Regions from separate parts of the Mus musculus genome. Here region 2 is linked to region 1. Evidence: chromatin contacts called from ENCODE Hi-C or POLR2A ChIA-PET data. All regions are on one chromosome and are shown on one strand. The core of a region is the stretch at or near the end of the contact, and the rest is flanking DNA. Distances in the headings are between cores, read along the strand shown.

Region 1 (5,000 bases), core at 654-3,153:
TGCCAGTAGCTTCTCAGATGGGAGTGGGGTTCATGGGCCCCTCATCTGTCCATGCTGGGATCTGGGCTATAAAACTATGTCTCCCAGAATCACTCCAAAAAAAAAAAAATGGCTGTGTGTGTACATGTGTCTATGTGTCATTGGATGTCAAACCCACAGCCCTTAACATGCTAATAAGCAAGCACTCCCCACCTCCACTAACTATTCTCTATCACTAGCGTCATTATTATTTTTTTAATGTGCCCAACAAGAGCAACGTAGCTTTAAAATGCACGGCACAAGGGGCTGCGGCTTACTACCAGGCCCAAAGTTTTGCTTCAGATGTTAAAAGTTTTAGACAGATGTAGTGAAGAGGGCTGCACCACGACGTGTGTGAGACGGCCACTAAGCGCGGTTAGAACGGGATGTTTCACGTAGCACATATAAACACATAAAGAAACACGCCAAAAAAAAAAAAAAACACACACACACACCAAAGACACAGAACAGAAGACAGGTCGAGTTCCAGTCCGAAAAGAAAAACCTCAACATGCATCCGTTCATTTTCCTCCCAGCTTACACTTGGACACTGTAATCATGGCACACCCTTCAGCCAGCCACCCACTAGAAAAGGTGCAAGGCAGGTTTGTAGCTGCTAGCGACAATGATATACAGGCAGGCTGTGCTACAGACCTACAGGCTGTACAGGGTCAGGGCTAAGCTTTGCCTCCCAGCTGGAATGCAAAACAAATGAAAATAAAGCAAAACAAACAAACAAACAAACCCACCCTTTTATTTTGGTGAATGTCACTGTAAGCTAGCCAAAAAAAAAAAAAATCTTATCTTTAAATCATACACAGATCAATAATCTAAAAGAGCAAGGAAAACAAGGAGCCATTTCGTGGTATTAGGCTGAATCACAAATCCACTGGTGTGCAAGTCCTTTTGACCCCTACACTGAGCAATTGCATTGCACATGGTTTAACCGAATCCACGGGGTGCTTCCATTGGAAGCCACAGCTTCAGTCCAAGGACCTCCAAGACCTGAAGGGTTACACAGAGCTAACCTGCAACTGACGCTCTGTTCTGTTCCTCTTGAGTAAGAAATAGGAAAGCCGTCCTTGATATAACTGAAAATGTTTCCCTCTCCATACAGGGTGGCGAGCATTTAAAAACAAGGGAGGAAGGGCCAGAAAATACATACGCAGGAAAGCAAACTAACTCCTGAGGAGACAGCTCGGGGCACAGCATCCTTGCTTTACCATCACCAAGACCTGAGTTCCACCCCCAGAACCAAGCAAAATCAGACAGATGTGGTGGGGGGTCCTTGTAAGCCGGAACTGGAGAGGCAAAGCCAGATCGAGCCATGGGGTCATTGTCCTGTCTGCCCACGCTACTTGGCAGTTACTGACCAACAAGCGTTCTCGGCCTCAAATGAAGTGTATGGCTTCTGACATACAACACTTGATGTTGTCTTCTGTCCTCCATGTGGAGTGTACAACACACACACACACACAATTTTAAAACTATACATAAGCCAGGGAACTCCAGCTGAGCTAGATGAGATCACTAGAAGCTTACTTCTCAATCTCAGCATTTGGGTTTTCCAGTCATGGCATCCTAATGATACAATTTACAATTTCACTTTGATAGCACAGATGTGGTTCATAAACTCCTTTTCCTCCAGCTTCTTAAGTCAGGCTATTTCCTGGCAAGCCTCCCCCCCCCCCCACACCCCACAATTCAATACCTAGCAGTTCTTGTCAGGCTACCTAGAAGTGGGGTGGGGGTTGGGTGGGGAGGACGATGACATACCAGCTGCCGCTCCCTACTTCCCATCCCAGCAATAAAAGAAGTCGGTCCATGACATCGCATCCTCTCGTGCTGCAGACTCTACCATGACAGCTGCCTTGCCAGACAGCCGCCCCAGCAAGTGAAGTCTAGAATGCAGTCTCCTGGCAGTCAACCGCACGGGCGTTCCTGAGCTTGAGAGATGATAGCTCAGCTTAAGTGTCAACGGCCTGCACAGTCCCTTCTGACTTCTGACCACTGAGTTCTAGTTGTCCAGTTCCCAGTGACTTGCAGGGCTAGCTTTGCTATAGGACAGAGTCTGGGCTGCTCCACTGTTCAGGTCCAGCATTCAACAGGCCTGGTGAGATCTCTCCGGGAGCCAGGAATGTGCTCAGACACTTATTTTGTGGAGCAGCAGGACTAAGTGGCCCAAAGCTACCCATGTTCACAAGATGTACAAAGGACATAAAACATTTGTAAACGAGAGGAAGTCAAGAGAATGTGTCAGGAGGGGCGGGCAACAAAGAAGTAGCTAGGGTGGAAGAGAGCAAAGACAAAAAAGAATCAAAACAACCTTAAATGGAAAGTCACTACACTAATTAGCTCATTCATATGTTTCGCAGAATTAGGTCCACGGCATTAACTACAACAGGTCAAACTAGAAGGTCAGACAAAATCAGGTTAGAGCTGGTTCAGTGGGAGGTGGGATTATTAGTAATTAGTGTGACTGGAAGAAGTCTTTGTCAGGGGATAGAGACAACTCCAAAGAACCTAATGGCTTTTACTGAAGGGTTATTAACGTGAGATAGCCTGTGAAAGCCAATCTAATTACACTTGTCAGAAAGAGACAGAAGAGATGGAAGAGGGCAGGGGCTTATAGGGTTTCTGCTGATTAGACTCCTAGCCAGTAAATATTAGGAGACCCAGAATAAAGAGAAAGCAGACAGAAAATCACCGCAACCCTCGCACAGAGCCATCGCTTTGATGAAGTTGACTGAAGTGAATCAAACCACCTCGCCTTAACATACAGTTAGGTAAGCTGATACACTGTAGGCTAGTTGAAAGCCATGAAATTACGCATTCTCTAAACAGAATATTTTCTCTAAACAGATAAAATATTTCCATCTCCTCAAGTGAAAAATCTAATTTAGAATGTACTTCTCAATTCCCTGGAGGGTGCCTGGTGACTGTCAGTACACCTGCGGGCTCTTGAAAAGACAAAGCTCAGTGAGTCTCAGTCTCTCTCTCTCTCTCTCTCTCTCTCTCTCTCTCTCTCTCTCTCTCTCTCTCTCTCGTCTTAGCTACGTCTGCACTCTGAAGAAACAGCAAAGCTTCCTGAAAACTCACAAACTGTCCAGAGATTACTGTCCAAGAAGTAAATTGGGGTGGTTTGAAAAGAAATGCCCCCCAGAGGCTCTGGTGTTCTGAACACTTGTTCCCAGTTGGTTACCAGTTTAGGGGAACCCTGGAACTTTTAGGAGGGCACAGGAGGAGCCATGTCACTGGGGTCAGGTGAACCTTGAGAGTTTATAGCTTCCCCTACGTGTACTTTGCTCCTTCAATTTTGGGCTTGTGGTTGGATGTGTGAGCATCTGGGCTGAGCGCTGCTTCGCCAGCCTCTGCCAGTTCTTGAGCTAAGCCTGAACCTGTTCTTTGAGTGGTCCTCACATTTCTCACAGCGGGAACCCTGCAATTCCTACCCAAATCACCAAGCTAATCATATGTGTTATATTCGGAGTGCCGGACTGGATAACGTAAACCATACACTCAGTGACCAAGGGAAGATGTGGAGGTCAGGATTCTGTGTTGCTTTTGAATTTAGGTTCATATTAGTCCACTCCAGCCCTTGCTAAGCCCACATTCTATAAATACTGTCAAGGGTGACCTGAACACCCAGCTCCACTCTCCACCACTGAGAGCCATCTAATCACCAGGGCCAGCAGTGTACTCCTGTGGCACAGACTGTGACCATAATGCACAGCAACAGCGGTCCTGTTGGGAGCCGCTGCCACGCAAGCAAAGCGCAACTAGAAACGAAACATCAAGGGCATTGTCCTGAGTGCAACAAGCTAGTCTCAGGGCAGCCGCGGTATGATGCCGCTCCTATAAAGTATTTGCCAAAATCACTGGCAAAAGAAGTAAAGCTACTTACCAGATAGCAGACATGGGAAGAAGGTGTGTGTGTGTGTGTGCGTGCGTGTGTGCGTCTCCTCTAAAGCAGCAATGCTGTGGGACAAAGAAGTTATGAAGATCGGCCTTGGAATGTGAGTCTATGTAACCACTGAAGTACACAAAGGTCAGTGGGTAAGCTGCAAAGGCTAAAATCACGTGCTTTGCTTTGCTTTGTGTGCACATGTGTGTCTGTCTGTGTGCACACCATGTATGTGGGGTGCTCAAGAGGCCAGAAGAGGGCACTGGATTCCCCGGAGTTGGAGTTACAGGTGGTGGTAAGCCACCTTCCATGGCTCCTGGCATGCAAATTCTGGTCTTCCTTAGAACATCACATACTCTTAACCACTGAGCCTTCTCGCCAGGAGCCCGTGCTGCACGTCTTCAGCATGGTTTTCTTTTTATGTTTAAAAGGATAAATAAATAAAATCAATCCAGATTTGGACTCAAAACAAAACTAAAAAGAAAAGAATGCTAATAACGTTTATTCTATAGTGCTTTCTGGAACATATTTATGCTAGTGGCATGCTGTTTACCGTTTTCCCTTTTCATATCCTCTAGAGAAGAGCTGACGGGGTCTGAAAGGAGCCGAGTGCTCATCTGGGGAAGGTGGGAGGGGAAGCTAGACTCTAATAGAGAAACAAAACACTCCGACCGTCCTTTCAGGTAAAGTACACTTTGGGAGATAACTGGGCCTCCACTCCAGCAGCATAGCTGACGGATCACAGTACACCACCAGAGGCTGGGGAAGTGGCAACATCCATGCTGCAGACAGCCGTGAGGTATATGGTCTCTCTGTCCCCTCCCCAGGTAACAAATCCACCTGGAAAATGACAGTCCATCTGGGACTCCCAAGTGAGACAGAAAGAACCTTTTAGCCTCACAAACTATGTGTGTGTGTGTGGGGGGGGAATATTGCTGGTGTTTTTAAAAGCAACTGTCTGCAGTGCTTGGTCTTTCTATCCTGACCACACAGAAGACACCAAGGAAGTTTAAGGGTTTCAAGAGAAAATGGCATGAAAAAACAATCACTAAGTATTGATCTTCTGAGCTTTTCTTAT
Region 2 (4,301 bases), core at 314-2,813, 37 kb before region 1:
TTCACAGCAATAGAAACCCTCAGACATGCATCAAGCTATTTTACTTATTGCATACACTCATCTGCTGCCCTGAGAGCCACTTTCCTCCTTGGCCAAATGTCCCCAGATGCTCTAATGCTCAAAGCTTGCCCAAGGACTGCTCTGCTGCCTCCTCCTCCTGCTGCTCACCCACTGGATCCTGCACACTCCCCATCTCCCTGAGTTCTAGTCAGTGGTTTGCTTATGCAGGCTTTCATCACACAGCTACTGTGAACAAGAGGAATTCTGCAACCCTGGAGCCCAGCACAGAGCCTGATATTCAGGCAGGGCAAACTTGATACAGACATAGTGGGAATATACATTGCAAATATCCTCCCCTACCCCACCAATATACCCATGCTCTCATTCCATTAAAGGGTCCTCTCTGCTCAGTACTTTCTGCATAAGAAAACCATTTGCCATGGTCTGATTACACCAAATGAAAACATGGTTAAACAAAAGAACATTAAATGTTAAACATTCACGTATTTTTAAAAGATGCCAACATCCCAAGAGCCAGAGCTCAGCAACTAGATTTAGAACTTTCAGCATCTCCACTTCCCCCTGAGTGAATTTATGTTTCAAATTCTCTTCCTGTTGAAAGGAATCTGAACCAAAAGGAGAGGCAGGGTGTGTGGGAAACATCACAAAAAAAAAAAAAAAAAAAAAAAAAAAAAAAAAAAAAAAAAAACAACACAGGACCTAATTGCCACCATAGTGTGCTGATGTGGAGACTGGCAGCTCACGGGCCCAGTTTGGTAAGTTTTAAGAAGACATAGAACCAGCCAGATGGTTACAATTACATCTTGGCAACACCAGTCTTGATTTCAAGTAATGGTTAAAAAAAAAAAGTCAGAACACAAGAGCCTCCTCACAAACCACACCACACTCAGCTGTTCCTGGTGTGTGGCCTGTGCCAAATCCAGGTTAAGCATCCAAGCCCTAGGCTCTCCTAACATTTGTGACAAGTAAAGATTTAAACAAACAAACAATCAAATAAACAAACAAAATGGCCTTGACAATAGATGGAAGCAAATCGAAAGGTTTACTTAGGAAGGAGGACTCAACTTGTGGAAATGAAATACAAATTTTGATGATGGTGTGCCCTAAATAGAAACCCCCACAACAGGATATTCCTACTTTTACGTGGCCCGTGTTTTTGCCAGAGGCAAACTCCACTAACATCTGCTGAAATCAACAGGCTGCTAACTGACTAGGACCTCTCTGCTAGTGCATCTTTCTTCCTCGAAGCAAAGTAACTGAGGAACAACAGTCTACCCTTTTACACAGAAATGCCACCTAACCAGGAAGGGCTAATTCTTGAAAGAGCTAAACACAAATGAGCTGTAGAGCTGGCGGGATGCATCTTTACACACGGCCTCTCTCTGAAACCCAGCTCCTTTGATTCTGCTCTCTGCTGCCGTTTGCTCAACAAGACCAACAAACTAACCAGAGATCTGGGCGGAACACAGAACTGCTTCCTCCGGGGCCCTCCTCAACGCCATAATTGCAGGCTCCCCGCGGCTCAAGTGATGTGGTCTGGAGTCATTCCTTAGTTGCCGGGAGAGTCGTCTCCTCCACAAAACTGACTCAGAACGGACACAGCCCAAGATGGAGGGAATGTGAGTCTCTTCCATCTGGCAGAAAGCGAAGCTGCCACACCACCAGGGCCAGCAGTCCCCACACTTGGACAGAGAGCTTTACGGCCAGAATAACGGGAACCTCAAAGGCTCCAGTCAACACTGGGCTAGACAATCTGAGATGACCCAGGCTCCAGGGTTGACTAGGAGAGGCCTCCTCAGATCCACAAATCCTTTCTGGTCTCCTTGAGGAGCTGCCAGGACTGTTGGGGTCATGCCATCCTGCCGCCATGCCTGACAAGCTGGGAATCCTTCCTCCGCCCATCTCTGCGGCTTCTTACCTACGGCCATATCCCCATCTCCGAGCTGCTCTAAAACCGTCCTCTCATCAAGGCTGAATCAGTCCAGCATTCTCAGCTAGCAGGCTGTATCCATGTCAACAGAGGTAATGTGGAATCTACACCATCGACTGCACGCTCTGACCAGCTCTCGGGGAGGGGAGGGTTCCCAATTTTGACACTTGTGACAAGTTGGGTCAAATAATACCTTGTGGTAGAGGCTGCCCTATGGGTGGGTGAGAAGCATTCAAGGTCCTCTACTGGTTAGATATCATTAACATCTCTCAAGTTAGCTATAATAATAAAATATGTCTTCAGATACAGCCAAGTGTCCCAGAGAAGAGTCATCCAGTTGAAAACAGATGCTTTAGGGTTTTCTAACCTTGGATACCTATCCTAGCTAATTTCTCAATATTTTCTGAAAACATCTGGTCCTACAACCAAGGTCAACTTTCTCCCAATTTAGTGAGGCCCTCGTGTTCAACAAGTTTTCTTCTTTGTGTGGTATGTTTATCACTTCTCCTCAGGAGGTGGGAAGGGAGGAAGGCAAGGAAGGGAGGCCCTCCTCAGATCCCCACCCCCACCAAAGGACCATCAGTGAAGACCAATACGCATATATCAAATCACGGAGGTCCAGAGAAGAAGCCAGGGGCCGCAGTGAGTAGCTACCGAGCAGGACAGGGAGGACAGGAAGGCAGACAAGGCGGAGCCTCCGGTGTAGAGGGACATGGGGTTCCCGGAAGGGGGTCCAGCATTCAGGTTGAAGATGGGGTTCCACAAGCAATGTCAGGAAGATCGGACAAGCATACAAGTGGCGGGACAGAGCCCTGTGGGCCTACAGACATGACCAGAAAAGAGTACTCACCTTCTCTTTTCCCAGGGCAAGCACTGGGCAGGGGTATGCCTACCGACAGGAAGGGTTAAAGGACCTATGTCATGGCTGGGGCCTTCAGAGATGGGGTACAAAGGAAGCTTGTTACTCTCGCCTCTCCCGTCCCTCAGTGACAGCTGACCTCAGAGGTTCAGTCTCTATGCCGTGCGTGCGGTAGTTAAGCCTGGGTTTTCCTTTCTGCTACACCTCAGACCGATCAGGGAGATACGCTAAACCTCTCCTGACGCCCCCAAATGTGGTGCCAACTCCCGGGCTGGAGTTTTCTAAATAAAAACTTGTTGGTGTGAGATGAAGAAGTCAGAGAAGAAAACGTTAACAGTTGAAGGTTCGGAAAGTGCTCACTTACTCCATTTCAAAGTGGCTCTCACCAAGTGAGGGATCTGACATTCCCGAAAATAATTTATAAGACTTGGAATTTCTGAAAGGTTAAATTAGCCATGCGGAGCAGAGTGGCTTATGAGGAAAAGTGGACTCGGTTCTCATTTGTCTTGTCCCCCCCCCCCCCTTTATTTTTTAAAAAATTAAGATACTCTTTACCTCTTTCTGTAGATGATGATGTAAATACTAAATAAAAAAAGCAAGTGAGCATGTGGTTTTTGTTGCTGGGCTTTTTTTTTTGGATGAAGTCCTTCTGAACAGAGGGTAACAGACCTCTTTCCTGGAGGTGGGCCTTCCTACTGCCAACCTGTCATCTCAGAGCAGAAAGTCACGGCAGGACATCCACACCAGTTAGGGCTAGCTCCAGGAGTCTCTTTTCATTAACAGAAGGCAGAGTGCCATTTCCTCCTGGAGACACAGACCCACACATATCCCTAGAAACCAGGGTTTTAAATGCCCGTAGCGATGGGTCTCCATAGGCACAGCTGGGAGGGCAGCTATGGACCTCACCAGGTAGCTGCACTTCTAATTAGTTTTACTTTTATAAAAAAACAAACAAGCAAAAAACAAAAACAAACAAACAAACAAAAAACAAACCAAATTTTAAAATATTTATGTCATGTATGTTTATGTGTGCTCTCGGGCATGTGGTCATGTGTGGTATGTGTGTGTGTGTGTGTATAGGCCAGAGGCTGACGTCAGCTGCCTTCCTCAATCACGTTTCACTAGGTCTTTGAGAAACAATCTCTCTCTGAACCCAGAGCTCATTGGCCACTGCTGACCATTCCCTCGGGATTGCTGTGTCGTGCCACCACCACAGCAATGGCGTTACGGCTGCATGCTGGCTTTTATGTGGATGCTGGACACTCAAACTTCAGTCCTTCTGCGTATGTGGCAGGTATTTGACTGAAGACTGACTGATCTCCCTAGCTCTGATCTAATTGTGAGACTTAAAAGCTGTGGTCCTTTCTTGGACAAGAAGGGGGTGGGGGGACAGACACATGCCTGGAGGAAAGACATGAAGCCACAGAAGAATTTATAACGAACAATCCAAGGAAACGGAATGTGGGTGGATCTACAAGCTGGGAATTACCC

The links. Hi-C counts contacts between places; a loop is a spot of excess contacts on that map. ChIA-PET counts read pairs that join two places held with the same protein, here RNA polymerase II (POLR2A).
Region 2: a map of gastrocnemius shows a loop between it and region 1 (2.1-fold over the local background). The contact joins two enhancer-like sites. A Hi-C loop is called at or near these places in 2 of 37 maps with a recorded cell type or tissue (both gastrocnemius). POLR2A ChIA-PET finds 5 or more read pairs at or near these places in 1 of 5 experiments (embryonic stem cell).

Annotation. Positions count from the first base shown.
Region 1 is chr15:25,666,966-25,671,965 of GRCm38, reverse strand. All of the region lies in intron 2 of Myo10 (myosin X), which reads right to left. Among named protein-coding and RNA genes, the nearest start is that of Myo10, 47 kb to the right of the region's middle. Within about 2 kb of position 1,903, at least 1 of the 3 ENCODE cell types and tissues checked has a DNase peak (open chromatin) inside an H3K27ac peak, as active enhancers do; it is gastrocnemius, where a contact is called at or near this core.
Region 2 is chr15:25,704,630-25,708,930 of GRCm38, reverse strand. The region is part of intron 3 of Myo10 (myosin X); the gene reads right to left. Among named protein-coding and RNA genes, the nearest start is that of Myo10, 84 kb to the right of the region's middle. Within about 2 kb of position 1,563, at least 1 of the 3 ENCODE cell types and tissues checked has a DNase peak (open chromatin) inside an H3K27ac peak, as active enhancers do; it is gastrocnemius, where a contact is called at or near this core.